Linked DNA regions of Homo sapiens: region 2 is linked to region 1. The links are chromatin loops, found by intact Hi-C in ENCODE. Cell type or tissue: endothelial cell of umbilical vein. All regions are shown on one strand. Links, peaks and the distances in the headings refer to the core of each region. The heading gives the core; the rest is flanking DNA. Region 1 overlaps MET (MET proto-oncogene, receptor tyrosine kinase). Region 2 holds the start of LOC124901731 (a long non-coding RNA gene).

Region 1 (15,751 bases), core at 3,923-11,922:
GTCAGGTTTGTCAAAGATCAGATAGTTGTAGATGTGTGGTATTATTTCTGAGGGCTCTGTTCTGTTCCATTGATCTATATCTCTGTTTTGGTGCCAGTACCATGCTGTTTTGGTTACTGTAGCCTTGTAGTATAGTTTGAAGTCAGGTAGCATGATGCCTCCAGCTTTGTTCTTTTGGCTTAGTATTGACTTGACAATGCAGGCTCTTTTTTGGGTCCATATGAACGTTAAAGTAGTTTTTTCCAATTCTGTGAAGAAAGTCATTGGTAGCTTGATGGGGATGGCATTGAATCTATAAATTACCTTGGGCAGTATGGCCATTTTCATGATATTGATTCTTCCTATCCATGAGCATGGAATATTCTTCCATTTGTTTGTATCCTCTTTTATTTCCTTGAGCAGTGGTTTGTAGTTCTCCTTGAAGAGGTCCTTCACATCCCTTGTAAGTTGGATTCCTAGGTATTTTATTCTCTTTGAAGCAATTGTGAATGGGAGTTCACTCATGATTTGGCTCTCTGTTTGTCTGTTATTGGTGTATAAAAATGCTTGTGATTTTTGCACATTGAATTTGTATCCTGAGACTTTGCTAAAGTTGCTTATCAGCTTAAGGAGACTTTGGGCTGAGACGATGGAGTTTTCTAAATATACAATCATGTCATCTGCAAACAGGGACAATTTGACTTCCTCTTTTCCTAATTGAATACCCTTTATTTCTTTCTCCTGCCTGTTTGTCCTGGCCAGAAATTCCAACACTATGTTGAATAGGAGTGGTGAGAGAGGGCATCCCTGTCTTGTGTCTGTCTTGTAGGGTTTCTGCAGAGAGATCCACTGTTAGTCTGATGGGCTTCCCTTTGTGGGTAACCCGACTTTTCTCTCCGGCTGCCCTTAACATTTTTTCCTTCATTGCAACCTTGGTGAATCTGACTATTATGTGTCTTGGTGTTGCTCTTCTAGAGGAGTATCTTTGTGGTGTTCTCTGTATTTCCTGAATTTGAATGTTGGGCTGTCTTGCTAGGTTGGGGAAGTTCTCCTGGATAATATTCTGAAGAGTGTTTTCCAACTTGGTTCCATTCTCCCTGTAACTTTCAGGTACACCAATCAAATGTAGGTTTGGTCTTTTCACATAGTCGCATATTTCTTGGAGGTTTTGTTCATTCCTTTTCATTCTTTTTTCTCTAATCTTGTCTCCACACTTTATTTCATTAAGTTGATATTCAATCTCTGACATTCTTTCTTCCACTTGATTGATTTGGCTATTGATACTTGTGTATGCTTCATGAAGTTCTCATGCTGTGTTTTTCAGCTCCATCAGGTCATTTATGTTTTTCTCTAAACGGTTATTCTAGTTAGCAATTCCTCTAGCTTTTTTTTCAAGGTTCTTAGCTTCCTTGCATTGGGTTAGAACATGCTCCTTTAGCTTGGAGGAGTTTGTTATTACCCAAATTCTGAGGCCTGCTGCTGTCAATTTGTTAAACTCATTCTCTGTCCAATTCTGTTTCCTTGCTGGCAAGGAGTTGTGATCCTTTGGAGGAGAAGAGGTGTTCTGGTTTTTGGAATTTTCAGCCTTTCTGCGCTGGTTTTTCCTCATCTTCATGGATTTATCAACCTTTGGTCTTTGATGTTGGTGACCTTTGAATAGGGTTTTTGTGTGGACGTTCTTTTTGTTTATGTTAATGCTATTGCTTTCTGTTTGTTAGTTTTTCTTCTAACAGTCAGGCCTCACTGCTGCAGGTCTTCTGGAGTTTGCTGGAGGTCCACTCCAGACCCTGTTTGCCAGGGTATCACTAGCAGAGGCTGTAGAACAGCAAAGATTGCTGCCTATTCCTTCCTCTGGAAGCTTCATCCTAGAGGGGCACCCACCAGATGCCAGCCAGAGCTCTCCTGTGTGAGGTGTCTGTCGACCCCTGCTGGGAGGTGTCTCCCAGTCAGGAGGCACAGGGGTCAGGGGCCCACTTGAAGAGGCAATCTGTCCCTTAGCAGAGCTAGAGCACTGTGCTGGGGGATTTGCTGCTCTCTTCAGAGCCAGCAGGCAGGAATGTTTAAGTCTGCTGAAGCTGTACCCTTTACAGTGTGAGGGGAAAATAGCCTATTCAAGCCTCAGTAATGGTGGACACCCCTCCCTGCACCAAGCTCCAGCATCCCAGGTCAACTTCAGACTGCTGTGCTGGCAGTGAGAATTTGAAGCCAGTGCATCTTAGCTTGCTGGGTTCTGTAGGGGTGGGATCCACTGAGCTAGACCACTTGGCTCCCTGGCTTCAGCCCCCTTTCCAGGGGAGTGAATGGTTCTGTCTTGCTGGCATTCCAGGCACCACTGGGGTATGAAAAAAAACTCCTGCTCGGTGTCTGCCCAAATGGCCGCCCAGTTTTGTGCTTCAAACCCAGGGTCCTGGTGGTGTAGGCAAATGAGGGAATCTCCTGGTCTGTTAGTTGCCAAAACCATAGGGAAGTGTAGTATCTGGGCCGGAATGCATTGTTCCTCACAACACAGTCCCTCAAGGATTCCTTTTGCTAGGGGAGGGAGTTCCCCAATCCCTTGCCCTTCCCAGGTGAGGCAACATCCCACCTTGCTTCAGCTCAACCTCTGTGGGCTGCACCCACTGTCTAACCAGTCCCAATGAGATGAGCCGTGTACCTCTGTTGGACATGCAGAAATCACCTGCCTTCTGCACTGATCTTGCTGCGAGCTGCAGACCGGAGCTGTTCCTACTCGGCCATCTTAACACCCACCTCGAGTCTGTCTTATGTTTTGCAGGAAGAATGCTAACTGTCACAGTCTGGTGCAGCATGAAATCTTCCTAACAACTATGAACCTAGAGGGATTTATGGACTCAGCTGCCCTGCCTTCCTAACTGCAGCTTAAGCCTCACTGACTTGTGCATGGTAGCACGCAACCTTTGAGAATCATCAACTATAGAATGCTAGAGTTAAGAAGGGTGAGAGAGGAGGGACATTTAAATATTGCAAGAGATTCTCTGGTTCCAGAAAATTCTGAAATATTTACTTTATTTTTAAGCATTTTAGTATAGCTTTTATGCTTAGTAAAAGGAAGCACATTAGTAAAAATTAAATGTTTCATTTGTACAGGTTATCAAACCATTTTCTTTACTTAAAATACCAGCTTGGTTATTTTTGAAATGAAATTGTTGTGATTTAATTGCATGGGCACACACACATATATTTTCCATATCTATTTCATGGAATAGCAGAGTTCAGATTCCTAGTGTCTCAAATTGCTGAAGTTGTTTGTTTATAAAAGTATAAAATTGCATACGGTTCCAAAAGTATACTGAACAACAAAAAAGTACACAAATACTACAGTATAGATTTAAATTTGTTTTGTCACTGTCTTTAGTTTATTCTCTGGTCAATCAAGCTAAGTCTTAATAACTGTGTCACACCTAACAGAAAATAACTTGGTTTAAAACCCAGTCACCCACTACAAATCTTGCTCCAAACCGTAACTAAATGAAAACAGCCATGCACTTGGGGGTGGTTCTTGTTCTGACTCGCACATTTTGTTTACTTGGGCATGAACCAGGTGACCGAGACCTTTAACTTGAATCTTTCATAAGAACTATTTACTAAAGTCCAACTTTTCTACATGCACACAGAGAAAAATACACACTGGGTTCTCACCAGGGAAGTGTTTTTAAGCAAGATGTTTTGGACTAAGAAATTTTTAAAAATTGCGTGGAGATTTTCATAGTGCCGAATATATGCTTAAGCAAATAAGGCAACACAGTTAGCATGGCTGCGATGTTAGAGCCAATGTCCATTGCCAGAAACTGAGTTCTCTATCAGCAAGAGATGTGCTCATCTTGTTCTGGACTATATCTCCTCAGGGACTAGAGGGCAGCCTGCTAAATGGTATGCACTCAATAAATATTTTTGGAATGAATTAAAGAGTGGCATGGCTTACAGAAGTATAGATGTTAGTATAGTCATCCGTTGAGCCTTTGCTTTTTTTTCTGGGAACACTGAAGGAAGACTCACAGCCACCCATGGGTGTTGACCCTCCACTTGCCTTGCCCACCTCACCCCGGGAAATAATCTTCAGTCTCATCTGTGAACAGACAAGGCCACCATCTATGCATCGGACAGGAAGAAAACTGTCCTGTGTGCCCCAGCATGGCAGGGATCACCAGTTTGCAGGATTCAGCTCAGGGTTCCAGGATATGCCATGAACAGATCTGTTTCTGTGATGGAGGCTCATGTCTGGGCACTTGGCCTATATAGGAAGTGGCGAGGAATCAGAGAGTGGGTGAGTCAGGAGGGAACAGGCCCCAGTGTGAGAAAATGGGGAGCACTGTTGCTTATTCACCACCACTCTTTTATTCACACGGCACTAAAGGTGAGCAGCTGCCCAGCGATAGAACCTAGACAATGTGAAGCAAGCACTTCAGGTGCAGGACTTGGGGGGATGCCCAAACACCACCCCCTCCCTGCCCGAGGGATAAAGCCAAGAGAGAGATGGTGCTTTAGCTGATGACTCACAGCTAAATGAGTAAATTGATTTTTAAATTTTTTTCATTAGTGGGATTTGTATCTAAAAAAACAAAAAACAAACCAAACCAAACCAAAAAAAAAAAAAAAACACCAAACAAAAACATGTATGCCAGCTGTTAGAGATTCCTACCTTGTAGATTGCAGGCAGACAGATCTGTTGAGTCCATGTCCCGCTCAGGCATTCCTCCGATCGCACACATTTGTCGTGGCACCAGCCACACTGAACAAAGGGTGGGGCAGAGAGGCATTGACTGCAGGACTGGAAATGTCTGCAGCCCAAGCCATTCAATGGGATCTTCGTGATCTGTGAAGAGAAGGGGTGGAAAGAGCTTCCAGAGGGGTATCTAGTTTGTTAATTAATTATAAAGTAAGTACACAAAAGGTACATGTAAATATCATTTGATGGAATTTTCTAGACTTAGCAACTATGTGTGCAAATCCTGTCATAACGGTGATTAAAATTTTAAAAATCTGATTCCTTCCTTTCCTTTATTGTTAGCAGGTATGTGAAAAAGTAACATTATTGTCCAGTGAGCATAGCATTGCCACACAATGTTAGAGGTTCTACATAGTAGGGACATTGTGCCCTGTCTGAGATGATTTTAAAATAACAAGAGAGTATAATTTAAGTGGTGGGAAAACACACTTGAATCTCTGGAAAATTCTAAGTAAAGTTGCATGTCATTCTGGCATCAAGATGCACTTTCTTCTCTAGGAGAAAAGGGATTATTGGTTGGAGTCGGATTCCAATGTACATTTCCAGGATTTATCTGCCTGCACTAGAGCTCTGTCATTAGGACTGTAATTCTCATTCTGTGTGTTTATTTTTCTTGTTGAGAAATATAGGACAAAAGGAGAAGTTTTGAAAAAGACCTCCCTTAGGTCTAGTCTTTCTTGGAGAACAAATTAACTAGATTTCAGAAGATCTCTGGAATACTCACTAAAGAACTTAATGGAGGAGGGGTAAATTTAAGATGAAGAGAGACATTATAAAGGGCCAAGTGACACTGGTTGTAAATATGCATTTGGGAAAAACCACGTCTATGGAAATTCCCTGTGGGAACAGCTTACCTTCTTCCCAGTGATAACCAGTGTGTAGCCATTTTGGTTTAATGTATGCTCCACAATCACTTCTGGAGACACTGGATGGGAGTCCAGGAGAAAATTCACATGAGGGGTTGATGGTCCTGATCGAGAAACCACAACCTAAACAGCAAAAAAGTTATAACATCCTTATTCCAACAAGCTCAGTTTAAATATAAGTGGAAAATGTAGATGATAATGGTAATAACAGATTAGCAGGGCTTGTGGGTGTTTGAACTGAAGACCCAACAGTTCCCCTCATTGTAAATCAATATGTCATCTTCTAATCTCTTGCCTTGAAGCCAAATTATCTGAACCCCCAAGACAGACTTTGCCTATGATCTTTTAATGGTTTCAAGGGAAAGAGATCTTTCAATCAATTGGCAGCACATACAGACAAATCCCTGCAATTGTATTGGAAAATGGAGGAACCAAAACTCTCTCCAGAAAGAAGACACCACACATGCTACAATGAATCTGGATTATTTTTTAAATATATCCTCTTAATCCTCCCTGCCAGGCAGTTTCCCTTGATGTAATGGTTAAGAGTAGTGGACGCGGAGTCTGGAATACTGGAGCTAGTTCCAGCTGTGCTACTCTTAAGCCACATTTATAGATCTTTTCAGGTCAAAACAGGCCCCCAGCTACTTTGAAATGATGTGTTGTATTTTTTTATAAACCACTGTCCCACAATATATTATTACTTGGATTATAAAACTCTGCTTCTTGGTCTGGCTTTAAAATAAGGCCTGATGGTTTTAACAATGCCCGGGAAATGAGGTTTGATGATTGATGTCATTTTTGCTTTCAGGTTTTTAAAATTTGGGATGTTTCCCAGCTATCTAATTTCCATCTGTCCTGTTCCTAGAACCCAGTAATAATAAAGTTCAGAGCATAATTGACAACAATTGGGATAAAATCCAAATGATTATCTTACATGAACACTTAGATTTTTAGGAGGGTGTTGGAGTTCTCAGAGAAACTTTCACTCTTAAGTAGGCCACTGGGTTGCATATACATGAAGGTGGAGGAGGCTCAGCACAGCCCTAGACTTGAAATCTACTTTGTGAAATTGCCCAACATCTCTAATAGCCTTTTACATTGCATTGAACATGCATTTACTCGCGATGGGTATGAAATCACAGGACAAACATGGACATCTGTGAGATTACGATTACATAGTCACTCCCTCTACCTCAGCTTTCTCATTCGTATAATGGGAATGAAAATTACAGCAATAATTAACTGCTTTGTACTCTAACAAACACATACAACATATAAATGTTCTGGGGAACAATTGTAAATTTTTTCTTCAGCATAACAAAGGAGCCAAGTATCCTGAAGCAATTTGGGAAGATTCTCAAAGTACCTAATTTGTTCTCAGAGAGTGGATTGTTGATAGAGAAACTAACCAAGCTCACATACAGCTGTAAAAGTTAAACATCATGACATTTGTGCTCTAATGTTTGTTCTACTCTAAACACTCAACGCTTTCAAAACATCTCCATTAAAAAGGGTGGTTATATTTGCACAGAAGTTAAGTGATGGATGAAGGGTCACTTGGTCAGGATGGGAAAGGTTGGAAACTATTGTTATTTCCTAAAGTTAGGGCCCAATAGGTATTGGTGACCTTTGCAGGCAAAGTGAACAGAAATTCAATTACCAGTCCCACCTCCCTTTGGGTACTGGTTACAAGCAGAATATCAGATGTTAGACTTCTAAAGCTTCTATTACAAATTCTCCAGATTTTGGTTACCCAATTTTGCAATCTTAACTCCCTTCTGGGCTCATCACATCTCATTTTTCCTATACTCCTGCCCAATACCCCCCATATTTCTTTGGCTGTTGCCAATCACTTCAAACTGCAAAGGTAAAACAAAAAACAAAACAAAAACAAAAACACAAAAGCAAAAAAACTCCTTTTCTCACACACAGGTCAAAAGCAACACAGAACACCAGTCTGTCTTAATACCCTGACTTTGTTTTCCAGCTCATTCTATGCTTTGCACTTCACTGAAGATTATTCATCACTATGAACCTTGCAATGGACACCTGCATTTTGTGTCTGTCTCCCTGGTTTCCTCCGTTCTACTTAGACCGGCTACATAACAATCACCTCCTAGAGCCCTTTTTTTCTCCTACCTTCTTGCTCTTTTTAATACCATTTCCCAAATCTATAATAAGCAATCCCTTCTTAATTACTAGGTCATCATCTTTGACTTTATGAAATATCTGAAGCCCATCCAAATAGTCCTTTCCCAGAAAGAATTAACCTTTCTCTTTCTTTTCGGAAGCTCTTTGCACCTCTGGACTTGGATTGATTGATATGTGTATCCTCTGTTAAAAAGCTTTGTCTGAAAAGCACCAAATGTTTGTACTTTCATAACAGGAAACTGAGTCACATATTGTGCCAAGTGCTTTAAATGGAGATTTTATTTACTCCTCACAATACTCCTATAAGGTAGGTACTATTATTTTCCTTAAAAAAAATACAACATAGAATTTCAGCTAGAAAGTACATGAGTCAGATTTCCACAGAGCTTTATCTGAGGCCAGAATCCATGTGCTTGACCTCTTAAACACTCAACTGCTAGGCTCTTGGAGCACCAGAGTAAATACCATTGAAAAAGCTTCAACTCTGAGCTCCCAAGAGCCACTCGTGAGTAAAAGTACTAAAACAAATTTCACAATATATTTGCCTCGCCAGTTACTCCGTGTTTCAGTAATTTTTGCTGCACAAGTTAAGTGTGCCTAAGGAGAAAGTCTCTGCATCTAACTAGTTTTTGAGGGCATAGAGAAAATGTTACTAGCACACTCCGCCAAGCTCTACTTTTGATCACGAGTTAGCATGAGTGTTGCTTGCTATAGAAAATGGGATGAAGATGAGAAGACAGGAAGGCACATGGAGAAGTGAGGTGACTTGGAAGTGAGAATGCCATTTGGAATTTTGCGCAGAGGCTGTACCACAGATGCAAATGCCTTTTTAGTTGATCATTAGCCCGTTCTCTGCAGGGATACCTACTGCTATAAATGTTTTTCTACCCTTAATTCTTTTCTTTCTCTTATTGCTAGGATTCTAAATAATCGATTAACCACTTTAACTCTCAAAATACCCCTGAAGTAATGTGTGCCAGAAATTAGGAGTTCCTTTTGGTTGTCATGGAGATATTTCTAGGAACAGAACTAAATTTGCCATGTAAATGTAATTCTTATGATAAATAACCTGGGAATCTTAGAAGAATTCGCATAAAATAGAAGACCAACAATTATCTTTGAGTTCCTACTATTCAACAACTAATCTTTAGTAATTAGGTCACAGGATATTTTTTCTTTAATGGCCTTGAAAATACAGGACTAATACATTTGGGGCAGGGCAGAATCTGAATTTACCAAATGGTTGTGGTTTTGATCTCACATAGCCCCTTGTAGATAGGACATGGGGAAGAAATACATGTACAAATAAAACTGTTGTGGCTAGGCCCCCAAATCTGTAAACCTGAACAAAGTAACTTTGTGTGAGATATCCACAAATATGTAAAGGCCATATCTCCTTACCTCCCATATACAGTTTTATCTTTAATTAAACCGTTTTATTAATAGAATTAAATTTTAAGAATGATGAATACAATTTAAGATAAGATGTTTGTATGCAGTTTCTGTATACCTCCCCCATTGTTTTTAAAGTGGACAATTGAACGGTTTTAATTTTTTTTTTTTTTGAGACAGGGTTGTAGAATGCTTTCATTATCTCAAAAAGAAGCCCCACATCCCTTAGCTGTCATTCCCAGTCTCCCCATATCCTCTTAGCCCTTGACTACCACTAATCTACTTTCTATCTCTATAGGTTTTCCTATTCTAGATATTTCATATAAATGGAATCCTTGATTTTTAGTTATGGACATAACTGAAATTATTATTTATAAAAAGTTCTTTCTTACACAAAAGAAATTTCAGAACCCTTGAGTGTATTTTCCTCTAAAGAAATATACCAAATCTTGTGGGCACGGTGACTCATACCTGTAATCCCAGCACTTTGGGAGGCCAAGGCGGGCAGATCACTTGAGGCCAGGATTTCTAGACCAGCCTGGCCAACATGGCGAAAAACCCGTCTCTACTAAAAGTACAAAAATTAGCTGGGCATGGTGGTACGTGCCTGTAATCCCAGCTACTCAGGAGGCTAAGGCACAAGAATTGCTTGAATACTGGAGGTGGGGGTTACAGTGAGCCAAGATTGCACCACTGCACTCCAGCCTGGGCAACAGAGCGAGACACTGTGAAAAAAAAAAAAAAAAAGCCAAAGCTAACATTCTTTAGGGTTAAAACTAAGTTAATGATGTACACACACAAAAAGGCAGATAATATTTTTATCTGATTATTTTATAAAAGAGATGGGTAAGTTAGAAATCCCTAAAGAGAATCATTGTTCAAGTTGAAGCTTCCTTCAGCTGTGTCTCTGCCAGATGTTCACAACATTGACGAATTGGGGATCTGCATCTACATACTCTAAAATGGCAGTAATTCCAAACATGATGCATACTACAGGCTTCTCACAGAAAGCACTGACATGCCACGATGGGGGCACGGGAACTGAAGGAATTTGAAGACAGGAGGTCAACAGATAAACAAATTTTTCTTATTGGAAGTGAGTAATTATTCTTAGGTTCACTGATTACTAACACAGTCCTTTAAGTAGTGGTCATAAGTAATGATCTTGAACATGGGACATCTTTTTAGGTGATCTCTACCTCCTTGGGTTTCTTACTTAAGATCCAACTAGTCCAGTTAAGAGGCAGAAGAGAACAGGAGTGATGAGTGGGTGGTAACAACATTTAGGAACTTGGAGAGGCGAAAGGGGCATGCGGGAAGAGCTAGGATGGAACCACGGAGCCCAGTAGCAGCAGTGACAGTGCCCAGGCTGTGGCCATTGGGAGCAGGCACAGTGTAGTGCACATAGTAGTTGCCCAGTGAGTATTTGTGGAGCTGAACTTGAAACAATTCTTGAAAGGGCCTCCCCACCCCCTCTCGCATCCCTGATCCACTCACTCTCCCTGGCCTGACAGTCATGCACAAATATTTTAATAGCAATGCTTTGCATTTAGAGATTAAAAGCCTTATACAAGTGCTGTTAAAAAAAATCAAGGAAGCATTGTTCTGGATGTAGATTAGACGAGGCGCTCAGAAGGGAGACGTGGACAATCCCTGTGATTAGTCCTGTGATCTTCATGAGAATCCCTCTTCCCTCTCCCACGTAGCTGTGTACACTGTGTTAATGTTCCCAAGTCTGACTCTGTTCTACATCTCCTTCCCCAGTCTGTAAGAAGGCACGTTCTCATTGTTCACTTACACTATCTCAAACATTGCTTATCCTACTATTTTACTTCGAAGTATCCCAAGAGAGTGATCATGCAAATAAAAATTATTTTTAAATCTTCATCTACATTGACATGGCTCTGCAGATATTGAGACTTAAATATATGTATGCATCAGTATTTTCAGATATAGCTGCACCTGTACAAGATAAGTTACACATCATTAAATGTTAGGAACATGTCAAAAATGTCTTCCCTGCCATACACAAAATGTTGTTAGCTAAACAATATAATTCTTTCTAATCAAATGACCACTGTGAAATACCTGATTCACTTTGCACCCAACAGCTGGGGCTGTAGCTTGTGTTCCCAGCCAGAGCTGAACATAAGCACAATAGGAAAGACAGAAACAGCTGCAAACTCTTGGGAGAAAAAAATTTGCAAAGCAACTTTGCCATTAGGCTTCAGGGTAGGAAGGAAGTAAAATCATCTTTCTGTTCCCTTTTGTGTAGGGCAGCTGTCTTTGGGGGGAAAAAAAATGTCCATTCTATTTTGTAACAGAAACTTCATCGTATTTACTAAAACACGAGTTGTAGAAACTCAGGCCTAGCCATACATTTAACACTGTGGTGCAGTCAAAACATTTACAGAACTTTGTAGGAAGTCACTGCTCTGACAGATTAAAGTGGGAGGTTGCCATATCTGTGCTCCACTCCTGACTCCTCCCGCACTATTATTTACTGTAAATATATGGACTTCAGTGATGTTGATTGTTTGATCCTTCAAATGCTTTAGGTTTCTTTATAAAATTTAATGGAATGAAATTCTCTTAGGCAAGCGTCAGAGAAATAGATTCTCTGTGGTTTCGAATAGCCCTTTGTCTGTAGGTACTATTATTATCAGGTATCTTTCCTACTAAAATTTAATTTCTTAAAGGTAAGTTCTGTGTCACTGTTTCCTTTGCTTCATTCGTTTGTATAGTAAAGCAAAGTTAGGTAGTTCTTGATACTTATTTGATAAATTAAAAGCCACTTTTAAAAAAAATCAGTGATACCAGTACTTTTCATAAAATAAGCATTTTTTTTACCTTTTGTTTTGGATGCATAGTTAATAGGCAAAATATAGTTTCTTTTACACAAAGGCTAGGAGACAAGAATAAAACATTTGCTACAGCGTTTCTATAATGAGACTGATGCGTGACATATCCCTCAGGCGATTGACTCTGTCACACAGCAGAATTTACTCAGTTAATAAAGCAACATATTTAAATAAGGAATTGTATTACAACTTTAGAATGTGGAAATAGGCCAGGGAACTTTTGATGTTAAAAAAAGTCGGAGCTAAAGTAATCATAAAAAGCTTATTCATACAAAACTGGATTGGTGAGGTAATGGACGATTTTGAAAAAAAAAAAAGCAGAAATAAAGATAAAAGGGGGCAAATCAACATAATGAACACATTAGGAAATCAATAGATGCCAGCTTTTCTAGTCCTTCTTTGTATTTTTGCAATTGTATAGAATGCCATTGATGTAAATTAAAAACATGTATAAACACAGAACAATACTACACATTTTACACATAATAGATATGAGCATATTTCAAATCCATTAGAGTGCATGTCTCTGTGGGAGGGGCGGGGCTTCCCTCCTTCAGGTTTGAGAAGTTAAGGATAGAATTAAATGGTCAAGATGGATGAGTTGGATAAACAAGCACAGTGGAATGGACAGAGGAAAGGGGGAGAAAAGGCGTAGTTCAATGTGAAGCAATAGAAGGGAGATTACTAGGGGAATAATTAGATAACAGGACCTGTATGATTAGTTTTGAGCTAGGAAGGTTTTATTTACATGGTTTTTGACCTTGAAAAAATTCCACCATGCCCTTTAGTACAAGAAAAACATAACTTACAGGTTTTAAAATATGGCAATGATCAATATCCAGGCTGCTATAAAGAGAGTGGTAATTAAAAAAATGTTTTGTAGAAGAATACACATATAGGATGTATAGACAGGCAAGTTATAGGAAAAGCTTATCATTCTCAGTTGGTTTACTAGAGGTTATTGTCTGATGAGGGTACTAACTACATCAGACAATTACGAAATCTCCCTTTAAAAGAAATTTCTAGTATTCACAGAAGTTCAAGATTTCCATAGATGCTATTGTCATTCTTTCCTCATCAAGAATCTACTAACAACTCATGTTAAAGGCACCAATAACTACAAAACAGCAAAAACCAACCCAACAAGAGAGTCTTTTAATTTCTGCAAAGTGCTATGGTTCTTGTATCTAGGAAACACAGTAAGTTGAAATGGAAACTTTTGTTGTACAGAAATACTGTTGCTATCCATTAAAACCATTTCTTAATAAAATCTGGATTTTTTTTGTATCTGAACTTATTTGCATCCAACCCTACCATTTTACAGAATCAGGAGAGCTTGAGTTACAATGGGATTTTGATGATAATGTTGTCCCTTCCTAACTCCTGCCAATATTTCTCAATGATGTGAATGTTTCTTCTCATGAAGATGCATGGTTCACACAATAGCTCTCCTTTGATCTGTAGCTTCCCTTGAAATAAAAAAAAATTGCCTAGAAGTGCTTTGTTTCATTTTATTTTCCAATCACGTGACAGAAATTATAAATGGAAAAAAAATGCCACACCATTCTGGACGAGAAAATTAAAGCAAACAGATTCAAACTGAAAGCTTCAAGAACTTAATAAAAAGAGACCACACATTTAACAGAAAGTAGACCAGGCTTCATTGTTTGGCTTTCAGTCTGTGTTCCAGTTTCTACTATGATTTGGACTTTACAGTATTTGCAAATACCTTACTGCAAAAACGAAAACAAATTAATTGCACAATACCAGATAGAACAGACACAGCTACTCTCAGAAAGCACTTACCTGCATGAAGCGACCCTCTGATGTCCCAAGATTAGCTATGGTGAGGTCTCCTTTAATGAAGGTGGATATAGATGTTAAGAGGACTTCGCTGAATTGACCCATGAATAAGTCAACGCGCTGCAAAGCTGTGGTAAACTCTGTTCGATATTCATCACGGCGCGCTTCACAGCCTGATGAATTTCTCAGAAGTGTCTGGAATAAAATATGGTCATAGAGTTAATGTGAATCCAGACATGAACAAGCTGGTAAGAAACCTTTCAGTGTGTATTTTCAGAGCCTGGAGGATAATGGCAAGGATAATCATGCAAATAGACAAATAGCCACAGATAGGCATAAATATTTCTAGGGACTGAATGGCTCCAATTTCACTAGGCATTATTTATAGACTCTAAAACCTTACTATCGCAATTCACACCATGGTTCAATATGTGCACGCCTAAAAATGGAACTTAGCTGCTGCTATTATAAGAAAAACAAAACTTTTAAATGTCTCAGCCCTTGACACAAAGGTAATGCTTCTAGCAGGCAAGTCTGATGAGATGAATTTCAACTGGAATAATAATAAATGTTAGAGGCATGTTCTGACATTATATTTTTAAATGTGTGCCTTTGTGCATTCTTGTGCAGAGAGATGGTAGGGAGTGGTGGTTAACGGATAACTCACTGGGAGGCCACAGAGCACTGACCCAAGTGCTGGCATCAAATCCTGGCCCCTAATGCTTACTTGCTTTATGTAATAATCTTTCTGTATTCAGAAAATCATGTAATTTCTGTGTTTTATTCCCCCTAATCTGTAAAGTAGAGAGAACTAAAAAAATAGTACTTACCTTATAGAGCTTGTGTAACTATTAAACAAGCTAGTTTATATAAATCTCTCACAATAGAACCCAGCATGAGTGTTATATTTCTTTTAGAATTTGTCTAGCAGGTTTTCTGGAAGACCTCCCACGCAATAAAAACAAAACAAACAAACAAAGAGCCCAGCACTTGTAGATAACATCACTCAAGTATCTCCATTCACATGTCTCAGAGACCTCAGATTCAACAACATGCCCATCCTAGAAACCACAATCTTCCTCCTGCCTGACCTTAGGACACTACACACCTCAGTGAATGGCTCTACCATTCCTCCAGGTGCACAAGTCAGAAATCTAAGTGTCATCTCCAATTCCTCCCTCTCCCTCCGCCCCCATATACAGTCCATCACCAATTCCCAACAATTTCATTTCTAAATGCCTCCTAGACCCATCCAGTCTTCTCCTTCATGCCCTTCCTCCCAATTTTCATCCTAGCCACCTCATTCCTTCCTGGACTACTGCGGCGGCTTCTTAACTAGACCCACCACATCCACTGTTACCCTTGCCAGGTGATCTGTTCTTCACACTGCAGCAGGATTTTCTTTTTCAAACACAAATCTGACCATATCCCTCTCTATTTAAAACACTCAATGCTTCCCCATTGCTGTTAGGATAAAGAACAACATTTTTTTAACATGGACTGTATGGCTCCCTTCCCATCATCCGGCCCCTGCCCAACTTCTCCAGATCTGTGTTCTTAGTGCTCCAGCGAGCAGGCCTTCTTTCAGCGCTCCAAATATGTCACGTGTTCTCCCATTAAGGGCCTCTGCAGATGCTATTTCCCGGCTTGAAATGCTCCTTCCACCTTCATTCACCTTGTTAACTCCTACATCTCCTTCAGATCTTAGCTTATCACCATTTCTTCAGGAGGCCTGCCCTGACCCCACTATCTAAGTCAAATGCTTCTAGTGTAGATTCTCATAATATCATTTACCTGTGTACCCATAGCATAGCTGTAACATAGTTACAAGCTGCAACATAACATTTGCTTGCGTGATTTATAAGATAATGTGAAACTTCTCCCAAGCAGCTCGCTGCGATCAGGGACCCTACTCGTTCACCATGGTATTGCCAGTAGTTGATTAACTATCA
Region 2 (15,751 bases), core at 6,801-14,800, 65 kb before region 1:
GGCTTTTCTCAGAGAGAAAAACAAGAAGATGTGGTAACATTTAGCCTGAATTACTCAAGGGCCAATCTTGACTGGAGTTTAGAACTATGAAAATAAATATAACTTAGAAGCTGCTGGAGGCTGGGCGCAGTGGCTCACGCCTGTAATTCCAGCACTTTGGGAGGCCAAGGCAGGCAGATCACCTGAGATCAGGAGTTCAAAACCAGCCTAGCCAATATGGTGAAACCCCATCTCTACTAAAAATACACAAAATTAGCTGGGTATGGTGGTGGGCAATCCCAGCTACTTGGAGGGCGGAGGCAGAACAGCTTGAACCTGGGAGGTGGAAGTTGCAGTAAGCCAAGATCCCACCACTGCACTCCAGCCTGGGCAACAAGAGTGAAACTCCATCTAAAAAAAAAAAAAGCTGATGGAATCCCTCAAACACTTTAAGTCTTGAAAGAGATGCGACTGTGATCTGAGTCACATGTAGTTACAACTTCTGTTTCTCAGATTATAGATTAACTTGCTATTTTATTTTTCTTGTTCTGTACAGTGACTGGAGAGAATTAAGTGACGTCAGGGACAAAAACTTCCTGCTTTCTTAGTTAATGGTCCTTATTACAAATTAACTTTCCCTTTATTGTCCTACTTTGCTTAGAACACATGACAAAAATCTCATGACTCTTACACTCTCTGTAAAAAATGTTAAATGTATCTTCCCAAAAGAAATGCTGCCTGTAACATATTAAACTGCTGTAACTATGCATCAACCTTGTATGAAAAATGTCATAATCTTGCTAAAAACTCTCTGATTCTGTATGAATAAGTGAAACCTTAACTTCTCTATTTTGAAGCACTGATTCCATTCCTTTGGAGTTTGTGTTTCCATGTGGGCCATCTTCAAACTTTGTGCTTGAATAAACTCTCTTTAAATTAAACCCTGATCCTTTTGGTTATTTGAGGTTGACAGTACTGACTGTCTCCTTTAGATGGGGTGTACATGCTGTATTTTATCACAGCCCCCAGTATACCCTATTTTTCTTATTGGTTGGGTATCATAACTTTCCATAACCTGCCAGACTTCTATGGTTGTTTGTTTGAGATCCCTGGAGTTAAAAGTCCACCATCGTTAAGGTGTGTACTTGAAATTGTTTTTCTACAATATTGGGTCCAGGAAGACTCTCTAAGACCTTTTAAGGGTAGAGGACATAATGCCAGAAAAGACAAATATTTTGGATTACATACAGATTTAAAATTTTTATATGGCAAAAGACATAAACATAGTCAAAGGATAAATGATTGTCAGGAAAATAATTTGTAATAAAGACAAAGGTAAAGACAAAAGTTTAATCTTTCTTTCTCTTTTTTTTTTTTTTTGAGACAGAGTCTCACTCTGCTGCCCAGGCTGGATTACAGTGGTGTGATCTCGGCTCACTGCAACCTCCACCTCCTGGATTCAAGCAATTCTCCTGCCTCAGCCTCCTGAGTAGCTGGGATTATAGGTATGCACCACCACGTCCAGCTAACTTTTGTATTTTTAGTAGTTACAGGTTTTCACCATGTTGGCCAGGTTGGTCTCAATCTCCTGACCTCAAGTGATCTGCCTGCCTCAGCCTCCCAAAGTGCTGGGATTACAAGCGTGAGCCACTGCGCCCAGCCAAAGGGTTAATATATCTATTTTACAAGAAGAGTTTGCCACCTGCTGAAAGACAAACAATTGAATAAAAAATAGAGGAAAGAATAAAATGGGGCAAAGGCTGTGGAAAGGCAATTTAAAGAAATGCAGATGGCTACAAAACACATAAACACAGGAAGTCAACTTCTCTGTTAATCATGGAAAAGCAAATTATGACAACAGTAAGAAACCATTGTTTACTTATTTGGCAGTAATGAAAAAGAGTGCTGATGTCCCAAGCTGGTACAAAATAGGGAAATAAGTATTTTCAAATATCGTTGGGAGTGTGAAAAGGTGCAGCCTTTGGGGAAAACAACTTGCCTAATATCTAATAAAATACAAACAGTGTGTGATTTACTGACCCCACTTTTGGGACTGTATCCTAGAATAAAAGGCCAGTATATTAGATTATACGTAAAAGTTTTTTTGTAGTATTGTTTGTAACAGTAAACAAAATAAACCAAAAAAAAATACTGGAAACAGCCTGAGTGGATTGTAACAGCCATTCTACAGATGGTCAGGTAGCAATGAGAAAGACTGAATTATAAACTGGAGGAATACCTGTGATATGCTGCAAAGTCAAAATAAACTGTTGCAAATTATGTATACAGCATGATCCTATTTTTATTTAAAACTCTAAAATCAACATATGTGTATATCTTTCTATAAAAATGAGAGGCTTGTAAATATGGAGGTGAGAGAAGCTATGGGAACAGAGGGGATGCGGGAGGAGATTGTTAGAGTCTGCAAGAATGTTAGCTTTAAAAAAATCACATCTTATTTTGCACAAAGAAGGCATACATTCCTTATATAAAAAAAAGTCAAATAAAAACATTTAAAACATGTTTTTCTTTAGCAGTGGGCAACTTACATGTTCACTGTCCTGAAGCCCCTCGATCTTGAGGAAGCATAATGATAAAGTGCTTTCAGTCACCCAACAGTGAAGCTGTCTGCCCTGATTAGGGATCAAACCTTTGACTTTAGTCTCCACAGCACAAAGTTCCAACTGAACAAATACCCTCTGTTTACACATCATCATAGCAAACTCAGAGACTGCTTGCAAATTATGCAAATATACACTGATAAGAGGATCACACGCCTCCTTAGTTAACTATGCTTTTATTATATGTTAGGCCTTTGAGTTCAAAAACAATTATGATATTGCATTTCAGTATAGTATGAAGGTAAAAGTATACAGTCTTGGCTGCAGATATAATAAATATAATTGCCCCTTTTTTACTGATTTACCCAGTGTTCTTTAAAATGTGGGTTTGATGTCATGTAAGCCATATCTGCTATTGTCACAACCACCTATAGGTTTCAGATTAGTAAAGTCTTTGAAATATGACTCTCCTAAGCAGAAAGGAATCTGCAGCACTTGGCATAAAGATTATAATCTTTGGCCTTCCTGTGGTAAGATTTATAACTGTGACCTTAGGCTCTATTTCTTTTGGAGTGTAGTCACTTTAAGTTACCAGTGATGATTGCTTTGAGTTATTAGGTCAGCGTGAATTGCCTAATACAATGTCAGCTTCGTGCTTCCCAAGGGCTGGGCAGTATTAGGGACACGAAACAAAGTGAATTTTAATGTCCGCAGAAGGCAGTGCTCTGATATATGAGCCACCTCAGTAACAATGAATTTCCATGGCAGGAGATTTCAACACCAGTTCTTAACCTCTTCTATGTTCTCCATTCTTTAATTCATGAAATATTATGAGTTCATTTTTAATTAGGTGAAATAGTCTGAAACTAACTGGTAAAAGGGAGGAAAAGGAGGAGTTACATGCTAGCTTTACCTTAGGGGTAACTTTTTCCTGGAATGACAAAAAGAAAGAGTTATGTGAGTTAAACTCAATGCCCTCCAATTCTGTTAACGCACCTTGACCTAGAAGCTGAAATGAAGGCTTCCTCCCACTGAAGTTCAAAAATGAAGATTCATGTTAATACCCAGGTGGCAAGCAACAAAGGCAGGGTAAGTTTGGTTTTTTACTATTCAAACATTGCCTGCTTTCAACAATTAAGTCACCTACAGTGTAAGAAACCAGACCTTTCTTTGATACACTACATTTAAATGTGTTGTCAACACTAGATGGCACTCAAGGGTTGCTTTTCTAGCATGTTCCTCCAGTTCCAAAGTCCTTTGCCATTAATTACCTCCTTTAAAAAGAGCAAACATGCTATTTAAACAAAGGGTCCCTGTAGTTACTCTGTAGTTCTGTTTTTATATTTATAGTCATGTAATCAATATGTTGGAAGAGTAATTAATTTTTAACCTCAACCTATGGGGAGATCAAATGTTAGTGGAGTTAATGGATGGAACAGGCTTCATTATTCTAAAGTAATGCTAATGATAAAGCAGGGAAGAAAGTCAAGGGTTGTAAACAATCGTGCCATCAAACACAATCATATAAAGCAACAGTGCAGCGCGATCATGGGATGCTGACCTCTTGCCAGTCTTCTTCAATATGACTGTTGTTTCTGTTTTAGTTATCTAGACCCTCCTGTGTGAATGAAATAGTCTCCTAACTCATCTTTTAAGGTATTTCCTCTTCCAATTCATGCTGTTGGAGTTACTATTCCAAATAATAGTTCTGATTTTGTTGCCCCTCTGTTTTGAAAGCCTCTCCTCATTCCCCATTTCCTAACACCTTAGAGTGATATTAAAGGTGCATCTTGATTTGGGCTCTCTCTACACTCCTGGAGCATGCACCCTAGTTTCTAGATTCTTCATCCACAATATTTCTGCAGTGCTTACTGTGCGCCAGCCTGTGTGTTTGTGTTCTTCCAAGAGAGATAACCCAGTGCACAGCATTGAAGCATGTCCATGGGCACGAAGGGTTCTGGGTGGACTCACTCCCGGAAAGGGGTGCGTTGGCATGGCCAGAGCTGAGGGGCTGGAAGACCAAAAGAACAAAAAACTCATCCTCTTTATTCTGATTATATTTTCCTATTACTCCACCCCAGGCTTGAATTTCCAAACCTACTTCCCCAGATCATGAGAAAATAAGAGAATCATTCTGTTATATGCGGGGAGGCTTATAGTCAATTGTACACCAAGGCTCATCTTCAATACACGCATTACTATTTTTCCCAAATATTATTATATTCAGATGAATCTTTCTTGTTCCTTAACCATACTTGTACTTTTCTGACTTCATTGCTGACATGATCCACTCTATGGAGGATGTCCTTTTCCTACCTGTCCATCTGGGCCCAACTCAGAAGCATCTTCCACACAACCTTCCTCAACCCCTTCTATTATAAGGAAGGTTTGTAAAGTGTGTTGACTCAGGCTTTCCCTCCTCCTTCCTGAAGGGCAGGAAGCCATCTGGACCACAAGGTGACCTTGAGGATAGAAGACATGCCTTGGGATAGTGGAGTAGAGGGATGGGAGCCTGGGTCCCTGCCAACATCCTGCAGCTTCTACACCAGCCCCCAACTGCCCATCCTCCAACCTGTTTTGTGTAAGAGAAAAAGCTCATCTCCTGTAAGCTACAGTTGTTTTGGGATTTTCTGAACCTAATTCTGATATACACACTGTAGATTAATTGTGTGTCATTGCTTTTTTTGTTTTTAGGAACTTTCTCTAATTATGATAAGATCAATGCTTTCATACAAGTGTAAGCAGGAGTTAAGATGTTTAAAGGGAACAGGTAAATGAATGCACAATTTTCCCCTTTTAAAATAGAAGACAGGAGTGAATATAATTTGTGTAATTTAAGATGCAAACTTTGGAACAATTTCAATGAAATGAAATTCAGAACAGAGGAGACCTGTCATTTGGGATTACTAGTTGTGATCTATAATGATTTGCTATTGTATGGTCTTTGCTCACTATTACATTCAGTGGGGCCTAGATTAAATTGAGCTAAAGGAAGTGTTAGTTTTTTATTCCTTTGGTATGCAGGAGCTCAGTTGTCTTTTTTTTAGAACCAGAGATTAATTATATTTGCATGGTGGGAGTTGGTGAGGAGGGAGAGGATTTAAAAAAAAAAAGGAAGAAATTAACATTTGTTGGGTATCTTTAATAGGCTAGTAGCAAAATGTACATAATTTTAAAAAAATCAGCCAGGCACAGTGGCTCATGCTTGTAATCCCAGCACTTTGGGAGGCTGAGGTGGGCAGATCACTTGAAACCAGGAGTTCGAGACTAGCCTGGCCAACGTGGCCAAACACCGTCTCTACTAAAAATACAAAAATTAGCCAGGCATGGTGGCGTGCACCTGTAATCCCAGCTCCTCGGGAGGCTGAGGCGCGAGAATTGCTTGAACCTGAGAGGCAGAGGTTGCAGTGAGCCGAGATTACATCACTGCACTCCAGCCTCGGCGATAGAGCAAGACTCAGTCTAAAAAAAAAAAAAAAAAAAACAATTAGCTGGGAATGGTGGTGCACACCTGTAATCCCAGCTCAGGAGGCTGAGGCAGGAGAATCACTTGAACCTGGGAGGTGGAGGCTGCAGTGAGCTGAGATCAAGCCATTGCACTCCAGCCTGGGCCACATAGCAAGACCTTATCTCAAAAAAAAAAAAAATCTTTGTAGGTGATAACCTAGCATTTTATGACGAGATAAGTAAGGCCTCTTCAATCTCACCTCCCTGACCTCTAGGCACTGTTGTGCCCTAAGGCTGCATCCTTGGCCCTCTCTGGTACCGATCCCTAGATAGTCTCATTCTGGTTCCATGGCTTCATACCACCAAATGTTGATAGTTTTGTTGTTTATCTCTTATCTTTCTCTTTTTTCTCTTTCCTTCCTTTCCCCTTTTCTCCCCTCCTTCCTCCCTCCCCCTGCCTTTTGTCTCTCTTTCTTTCTCCCTGCTTTGGAATAAATGCCCCTTGGGAGCAACAGGCTTGGCTAGTATATTGCCTGCTGTATCTTCCTTCTTTGCAATAGCACCTATCACGTAGAAGGGTCTCAGTAATATTTTTAAACCAAATAAATGAAAAATTGAATTTGCTGATGGGCAAATGATGAGTAGATGGCAGAGCTGAGATAGGCACCTGGCCCTAACTGGCTTCAAACCTTTGTTCTTTTGATACAACTCCTCACTAACAGTCAACCAGGACTCAGGTCTTCTCTGGTATTAAAGCAAGAACAAGCAATTTTAGCTTAAAAAGTGAAGAATTTCAGTAGTGATTTGGTTAATTTGCGTTCCCTCTAAATGATTTTACCTGAACTCCACGGATGCTTTAGTTAAGTACATATTTTAAAATTGGAATTATTTAAATAATTGCCTAACTTGCATTTTTTTGCTCCCATTTATTATTCTCTCTATGTATGAAGAACCATTTCCTTTTAAAAATAATGTTGCCCATACCCTTATGAACTAGTTAATTTTCTTTCCAACATTTTCTTTTGGGCCATGTAGATATGACCTAATAGTCACTGCAATAATGCTGTTGTTTCAAAGGGTAGAGACCTTTTTTCTTATACAAATTGAATGTGAAGAAAAAAAAAACCACCTCACACAGTGTGAGAATGCCTGTTTTTCTTGGTAATATTTCATTTCCTTAGCGAGACTATTTTCTTCTGCTTTCCATTGTCAGCAGACAAAAAATATACAATTAAATCAAGGAAACCTGGCAGGGCCGATTTGGGAAAATCGAGTGAAATCAGTTTCTGATTTGAACAAAGGGCAGTTTATTATGTTGGAAAAACACTGCTCTGATGAGATTCACACTCAACATGTCTCATGTTAGCACCGGACACCACCTTGGAGCTCCATTTGTGTTTATCTTTGAGAGGGGGTAGTGATTTTACCCCCAAACTTTGAACTCCAAAGAGGACATGGAGTTGTTTAAGGGTCAGCTAGCGACCAGCACCCAGAATGTTCAAGCAGAGGCCCAGGGCCAGATTCCCTGACTTCTCCAGCCTTGAGCTCTTTGATTCTGAGTACAGATTTGTGTAAACAACTCCAGCAATTATGTGGGAGCAAATGAAGTGCTGGGGTTGGTTAGAGGGAATTTTGTGAATCAGATGAGTTCTACGGAGATTTTCAAAGTAAAAAAATTACATTCTGATGAACCATAATAACACCTTGTACTTGTGTAAAATCTTACACAATTTAATATTTACAATCAATGCTGTGAGGTATAATCTTAATTTTTTATAGACAAGAAAAGCACAACTTTTAAGTAATGTGGAAGGTCACATAGGCAGTAAAGTCAGACTGGATCAGGACCCTGGTCCAGTTTCTATTAGGTTGATACTACCAAAAAGGATGAAGAAAATCAATGTCTGTTTTCATGATTTTTACCTTCAGACTTTTCTGAACTGTGCCAAACTTTGGACATCTGTGGAGGTAATTTTATTCTAGAGTCTTGAATAAAAATTTAAAAAGTAAAATCAAGGTCTCCGGCAATAATGACTGCCACCCTTTGAGAGCTTTGCACACATTGTCTCATTCAATCTTTGCACAATCTTATGAGGAAGCCACTGTTAGTATTTCTACTTTATGGATTCAGAAACTGAGGCTTAGGAGGGTTACGCAATTGGTCCAAAATCGCACTACTGATAAGTGGTGGAAATGAGTCTGACCTAGCATATCTGATTCCCAAGTGTGTCCAGCTAACCTCTGTGCTATCATGAATACATCGAGAGTGAGAGTGGGGGGTGGGTGGGCCTGCCAGCCGCTCTCTGGGCGCTGAATTATGACTGGATTAAGTCAGTAACATGATGTCAGGCGACTCAGGTTTCCACATGTGGCTCTTTATGTAACAGGCAAAATTAGATTGGTGTGCTTCTGCCAAAAGGACAGTTGGACCGAAGGCAAGTAACTTGCTACAGTAAACAACCCATCTCTATGATGCATGTTTGCCACACTTAAGTACAGTTCAGTCTCCTAAAAGTTGTCAGTCAGCTGAGATTCTGAAATAATCTTTCACAGAGTGCTGCTTATCATAAATGGGTGATTTATTTTTATTACCTAAGTTTAAAACTCTTTATAACTTCCAAGCATCTGGAAACTTTCACTGCAAATTTCCATTGAAAAACAGAACTAGAATTTTAGAAAAGCATACTATTTTGTTGATTAAAAATATATTTATTCTGCTTTGGCAAATAGAAACAAGTGAATCTCTTTCTTTAATTTTTTATTAAGAGAAAATCATTTTAATCTCCTCTCCATTTAAATAAAAGTTGAGCAAAACAAAGGTAAAGGATACTGGTTTGAAGCAATATCAAATTATAAGTCAGTGGGGGAGGGGGTAGTTCACAGAGCTTGGTCTAGCCCTGTTTATATGGCTCATACCCCAAAGGGGGATATTTCTGTTGAGAGTTCAAAGTCACAGAGGTAGAAGAACAATATTCTTGACTGGGGAAGGGTGTGCCGAGTCATAGTTCGGTCAATAAGACAAAGGTTATTGAAGGATGTACTAAAGTGTCTGGTTTAGTTCAGTTCCACTGATGCAGAGTGGAACATTTCTGAAAAAGTGCATTAATATTAGCTACCCATGGGGAGTGAGGATGGAGGGGGAGAGAAAGTGGTCGGAGGATATTTCCTGTTCACTTTATATCTTTTTGTCCAATTTAAAATTTTTTCCTCAAAAATATATTTTATAATAAAAATAAACAAAATGAAACAACAAAGGATCTGCACAGAGAACATCTAGGAATGGGCATAGGTTTTTAAGCAGGAAAGTGAAGTGATCAGATATATAATTTTGGTAGCTGTTTTGGGGTTATAAGGAAGAGGCAATACGGAAAGGTAGAATCAAGAAGTCAGCTGTTAGAATACTCTTGAAATAAGATGTTGAGTAATAAGTTCTAAGTGAAGTATAATTTTGAGGCACTATTCTAAAGCCCACATGGAAGATCCACTTCTTTTTTTTTGTTTTGTTTTTTTTGTTTTGAGACAAAGTCTCACTCTGTTGCCCGAGCTGGAGTGCAGCGGTGCAATCTCGGCTCACTGCAACCTCTGCCTCCGGGGTTCAAGCGATTCTCGTGCCTCAGCCTCCTGAGTAGCTAGGATTACAGACAGGCACCCGCCACCACGCCCAGCCAATGTTTGTATTTTTAGTAGGAGACAGGGTTTCACCATGTTGGCCAGGCTGGTCTCAAACTCCTGACCTCAGGTGATCCACCCACCTCGGCCTCCCAAAGTGCTGGGATTACAGGCGTGAACCACTGCGCCCGGCCGAGGATCCACATTTTCTTCAGATCAGAGTATTTAAAATAAAACGATTCTAGGCAAACAGAATGTTAGATCTTTGATATGCCTACACTAGAGGGAGTTGCATTTTTATTATCAGATTACTTCTCTGTCAATAAAACAATGCATAAGTAAACACATCCTTAAAGTACAAAAGTAAAAGTACATACAGATACATGAAAGAAAAAAATGATAAAGAATCTATAATTTGTGAACGACAAACGAACTTAAAAAATTGAGTAAGAACAGCAAATGATCAAATGATGCATTTTTTTTTTTTTTGCTTTAGCTTCTCCCCCTGCCCCACTTTGAATCAACCAGGCTCCATAATGGCAGCCCTGATTTTTTACTTTCTGTCAGTTTAAGCATTCGTTTACTAAAACAATAGCAGTTCAATAAGCAAGACTAATTCCTGAGAGCATTACCTTAGACCATTAGCTTTTAGTCAGTCATTAATTCCTGTGACATGTCCTGGGATTAGATCATTATTGTTATCATTATTATTTTTCTCAATTCAATTTGTTTTCAAAAATGCATCTATGTTGTTTTAACGCTAGATATTTCCTTTCTGAAATATGATTTTTAGTGACTTTGGGACAGTGATTTGCTGCTTCATCCAGGTGTTTCCATAGGCCCTTTCTCACAGCTTAACAAAAAATTAGAAGAAGTTTTACAGCAGTATCACACTAGGATATTTGAGTGTCTCTGTAATTTTTCTTTACTGAGACTTCTAAAATCATTTCTGAGGACCACGTGACTGACTTTAGACATGTGGCCTCTTGGGGGCAGGATTTCACAAAGCCTTTGTATTCAGCGTTTCTTGTTTACAAGAATTGTTGCCACTGATGAATATGGTGGTTGTTTAGTCACAGTTCTGCAGAAGGAAAGCCCCAGTTTGTCTATAATGGAAAGAGCAGATGTCACAGGAACAAAGTGGCCAACGTCAAAGTAAGGGCTTTGATTGGCAAAGAGCAGGCTGTCTATTACCACATCTCCACACTTAGGCTTAGAGACATAGAGAAGAAAACTCGTAAAAACAGCGGTGAAAATTATAAACCACCAAGAAAGGTAAAGGAAATATGGTGCTTAAAAATTCCAGGCTGCCCAATAAAAGTAGGAACTGACATTACAGATCCCCTGGACCATAAATGAAGAACACAAATGGTTTGCAGAACCAGCGAAAAACAGTTCTGACATGTTTGGATGCCAAAGATTTTTAAAGTTGATCTCTTTTGGCCTGGTAAGATTTTATGCATTTTTGTCGTTCCAGCCAAGAGGTCTAAGGATTAGTGGATGTTTCTGCCAGCCTGGGACTCATGCGGTGAAAAGAATGTACTCATGTGACAGTGAAAAATTGAATGCACAAAGACAAAGGGCTTCTTTTCAAGAAAGGAATAAGAATTAATTCTCATTGTAATTTGGGCCCAGTGCTTCAAAAATAACGTTAAATTAGTAGTTAATTTAAATCAGAGATGTCTGTTTATGCATTCTAAATATGGCCATTTTCATCTCAGAATTGCTTCTCTAAGAGTACCTCGTTTTCCACCGGGTGTGGTGGCTCACACCTGTAATCCCAGCACTTTGGAAGGCTGAGGTGGCAATCATTTGAGGCCAGGAACTGGAGATCAGCCTGGCCAACATGGCGAAATCCCATCTCTACTGAAAATACAAAAATTAGCTGGGTGTGGTGATGCATGCCTGTAATTCCAGCTACTTGGGAGGTTGAGGCAGGAGAATCACTTGAACCCAGGAGGTGGTGGTTGCAGTGAGCCGAGATTGAACCACTGCACTCCAGCCTGGGTGACAGAGAGAGACTCCATCTCAAAAAAAGAAAAAAAAAAGAGTAACTAGTTTTCAGAATGCTTAACCAGGTAGGGTTTAACTACGCAGGAGAATTGGACTTGAGCCGTATTCTAAACTGGTCTACATGAGGAGCTAACTCCTTATTAAAATAATGATAGTAATAATAAAGGAGTAGGAGCTATTTCAATATTTGGATGCTAATTTATATAGGCTAATAATTATAAATATATTCACTTATTTTAACCTACATGTTTTATTGATAAGAACAAAAACACATTCATCAGAATAGCTCGGGAACATCAATGGAAGATAAAAGGGAGAAGACAGAAGTGCTTTCTGTTTCAAATGTTTGTTAAATATTTGCCTTGAAGCCAACATAGTACTAGTTGGATGACAAGATAGTAAGTCCTATTAATGATGGGCTTTTCATTACAGTAGATATGCTTTTGCAATTTTCCTAGATTTCTGCCCTGGGGTCACATGGTAAGTTAATAGTAGTTATAAACCTCTCAGCATTGTGATCAATATCTTTGGCTGACGTAATCTAGTTCTCTGGAATAATTTACAACAAAGGACAGTTTGGGCAAGCATCCATTTTATTACCTTCAATTCACCAACTGAAATATTTCATTGGTTTATGACTGAAGTTCTTTCCAATTCTTTGATAGATAAGGAATTGAGATAGTCCTGAAAGAACCCCTCAAATATGAAAAAGAAAAACAGCAATAAGCATTTCTTCCTTTGGGGCATAACGTCTGCATACCTCTCTGTGTCTTGAAACTGTCTGAAGTGCTACAACAGTGAGTCATGTGTGCCTGTGTAACTTGCTATGTGTGTCTAGTCATGTATTCCTCATCTTCAAACACATAGCACATAACTAAAACAATACTGTACTTAGTTTACTTTTTCTTCAACCTGAATGATCATTAACCATCTATTAACATTTGAGCAAAAATGAGGAACAATAATAATTTCTAGACACCAATACTGAAGACTATGGCTCTTATTCTTGCACCTTCATGCAACATGCCTGTCATTTAGACAGAATGTTCTCTTCCATGTCTGTTGTGTATTCCAGGTCTAAAGGCTAAAACAGAAAAAAGGAATCTGTCACAGGAGAAGTAATTAAAGTGATAGTGGGGAGTGTAGAGAAAGAAGTGAGGGAGTTCTCTTGCCAGTGCCACTGTCTTGTCACCTTTCTCCTCTCTCACCCTCACTGTCATATGCAGGATGAGGCAGAATCACAGCTGTTTCTACTGTATATAAAGCAGGTGTGAGGTGAAGAATGGGGTAAGAAGTTGGCTGGGCATGGTGGCTCATGCCTGTAATCTCAGAACTTTGGGAGCCTGAGGCGGGCAGATCCCCTGAGGTCAGGAGTTCAAGACCAGCCTGGCCAACATGGTGAAACCCCGTTTCTACTAAAAATACAAAAATTAGCTGTTGTGGTGGTGGACACCTCTAATCCCAGCTACTCAGGAGGCTGAGGCAGGAGAATCGCTTGAACCCAGGAGGTGGAGGTTGCAGTGAGCAAAGATCATGCCACTGCACTCCAGCCTGGGCAACAGAGTGAGACTCTGTCTCAAAAACAAAACAAAACAAACAACAACAAAAACCAAAAAACAAACAAAAAACAAAAACAAAAAGAATGGGGTAAGAATTTGGATTTAAACATCTGTAATGCCCCTCCAAGCCTCATTTCCCTTTAGCCAACTAAGGCTACCTATACATGGGCTTTTATTGTCTAAGACTAAAGATAATAATGATATTATGATTATTGAACAACTATGGTGTGCCAGGTGCCTTTATACACTTTTTTTTAAAGTCCTCAAACAACTTTGTGGGGGTAACCATGATTAATGTATTTGACAGATGAGAACACAGGTTTAGAGAAGTCCAATATGTTGCCCAATCTGAGTTAGGGCTTGGTCTGTTGCCCAGGAGCCTGCACTTTGTGTATGTTTAAACTGTGGTGTCTCTTCAAGACAACTCACAAATCTAAGAAATGAATAATTTTTAATATTCATTAATTATGTAATTTTGTCTGTTTCATCAAATTCCTTGGGGTGAGAGGGACTGTTTATTTTTATATCCCCATTACCTAGCAGTGTCTGACATATATAGGTGCTTGATAAATATTCGTTGAGTTAAATAAAATACTAATCAATTTCTTTTATATAATGCTAACTCATTTTCTGAACTAAATCAGGTAGATTAACAATGCCAGATGTCAGCATTCAAGCATTTGATGTATTTCTACGCGTTATATATCCCTTCTCCCTATTTCTTTAAAGATGGAATCCACTGTGTAGGTCAGCGAGCAAAAATATAATTGATGCTTATATCGTGAAGCGAAAACCCTGTGATAATTAAAAATGCGTAGCACCAAGCCAAACTTCTTAAAGGTCTATCTTTCTATTTCTCTTTCCCCAGAAAAGTCTGCATTCTCCATATTAGTGTTCTCCAAACATCATGGGAGCTACATAGGCAATAACTCTGTCCATGGTGGTTTAAAGTAGGCTGGGTGTGGTGGCTCACGCCTGTAATCCCAGCACTTTGGGAGGCTGAGGCAGGTGGATCACTTGAGGCCAGGAGTTTGAGACCAGCCTGGCCAACATGGCGAGACCCCGTCTCTACTAAAATACAAAAATCAGCTGGGCGTGATGGCGTGTGCCTGTAATTCCAGCTACTCAGGAGGCTGAGGCAGGAGAATGGCTTGAACCCAGGAGGTGGAGGTTGCAGTGAGCCAAGATCATGCCACTGCACTCCAGCTGGGGGGGCCAGAGTGGGACCCTGTCTCAAAAATAAATAAATAAATAAATAAATAAATAAATAAATAAAGTGATGGGGAATAAGAAAATGCTGTTTCAGTTCAGCAATTATTTGAGAATCTACTAAGTGCCGGATTCTAGAGATGTAAAGATGACAGGTTGTTCTCCTTATGGGAGAGAGTTGGATTGAACTTTCTGGGGAAATGCATCTTTTGAGTGGGAGAGAGTTTGGCCGTGAGCGGGGGTTGAATTATCTCCCAGTAAAGGATCAGTGTCCATTGTATTTTGTAGGCATTATTTTAAATTGGGTTCTTTTAAAATTAGATTACCCCCAATGTGTCACACAATTCTTAGATGGCTGAAATTATCACCTTTGAATTCCCTTACCATTACAAGAATATACATGGAGATAACCTGAAGGTAATTTCTCTGGTAACTGGGGGTAAAAGGGTGGGCACCTGTGTAGATAAAGAGTAGTTTTGATGGGGCAAGAAGGCCTCTCTCTCCAACCCACACCTAGGTATCTGTGCGCCAATGGTGTGGCTGCTGCTCCATTTTTGTGTCTTCTAGTCTAAGGACACACCTTGCTGGAGAAGAGCACCATGCTAAAACAGGAACCAGATGCTCTAGCAGTTGAAAGATCGTCAGAAAAATCCAGGTAATCAGCAACTTAGACCAAACCCTTGGAAAGACAGAGACTTCCTGAGATTCGGGGATGCATGCTGTTTTACTACTTCCTCAGCATTCACTTGACTAAGGCTCTCCTACATGGATGAGCTCTATGCAGCCAGGTGAAATCCATCTTAGGCTTCCTCTATCATTATGCAAATGCAGGTAATCAAGCATGACTGGCAATAACCACTATCAGTATACAAGATGTTGCATCACTTTACTTTAATTGCATGATTTATCAGAACAACTATTAACATACGAAGTACCATTCAGTTCAGCTGCAGGTATAGGCAGTGACAAGTATCTAATTCTTAGAAGAATCACTTACTCCCACAATCTGTCCAGACACATTAATCTAAGGACAAGTTTATAAATAGCAAACGTGATTTTCACATTGCAGTGTTCTCAAGAATGTATATACAAGTGTGTAGTCCTGTTGATGGGATGTTTCCCCGAGTTCTTTCTATTGATGCGTTCATGCTCTTGACCCTGGTAGAGACAGTTCTTTCTTTCCACAGAGCAGATTTTCTTTTGTCATCCACCATTTACAATACTCTGTGAATTAGTATTACTTATTACATTTATGAAACGGCAATATTTGGATTGTAATAGCTCTTCAGTACAATTCCTTGTGTCTTCTGGTAAGTCTCTGCACTATCAGAGAGCTTTTAGTTATAATCATTTTCCTGCAACAACAGCCAAACT

What was found. Hi-C counts contacts between places; a loop is a spot of excess contacts. Peaks named below come from ENCODE experiments on the same cell type or tissue, not always from the same donor. Only the 100,000 strongest peaks of a DNase experiment are listed, where the experiment ranks them.
Region 2: it touches region 1 in a loop (2.8-fold over the local background); 5 of 110 quality-filtered maps call a loop at or near these places.

What each region holds. Positions count from the first base shown.
Region 1 is chr7:116,729,911-116,745,661 of GRCh38, reverse strand. It overlaps MET (MET proto-oncogene, receptor tyrosine kinase), which reads right to left. Exons shown (of 21, transcript NM_000245.4): 3 at 13,803-13,994; 4 at 5,578-5,712; 5 at 4,637-4,810. It also overlaps the pseudogene LOC124901824. Among named protein-coding and RNA genes, the nearest start is that of COMETT, 50 kb to the right of the region's middle. In endothelial cell of umbilical vein, for the core only: no CTCF peak of the experiment used is centred there; a DNase peak (open chromatin) is centred at 8,031; H3K27ac peaks cover 1,634 bases.
Region 2 is chr7:116,797,880-116,813,630 of GRCh38, reverse strand. It overlaps MET (MET proto-oncogene, receptor tyrosine kinase), which reads right to left. Exons shown (of 21, transcript NM_000245.4): 21 at 15,254-15,751. LOC124901731 (a long non-coding RNA gene) reads right to left here and starts at 2,611. Exons shown (of 3, transcript XR_007060489.1): 1 at 2,529-2,611. In endothelial cell of umbilical vein, for the core only: a CTCF peak has its summit at 10,570 (motif pointing right); DNase peaks (open chromatin) are centred at 7,210, 8,310 and 10,630; H3K27ac peaks cover 284 bases.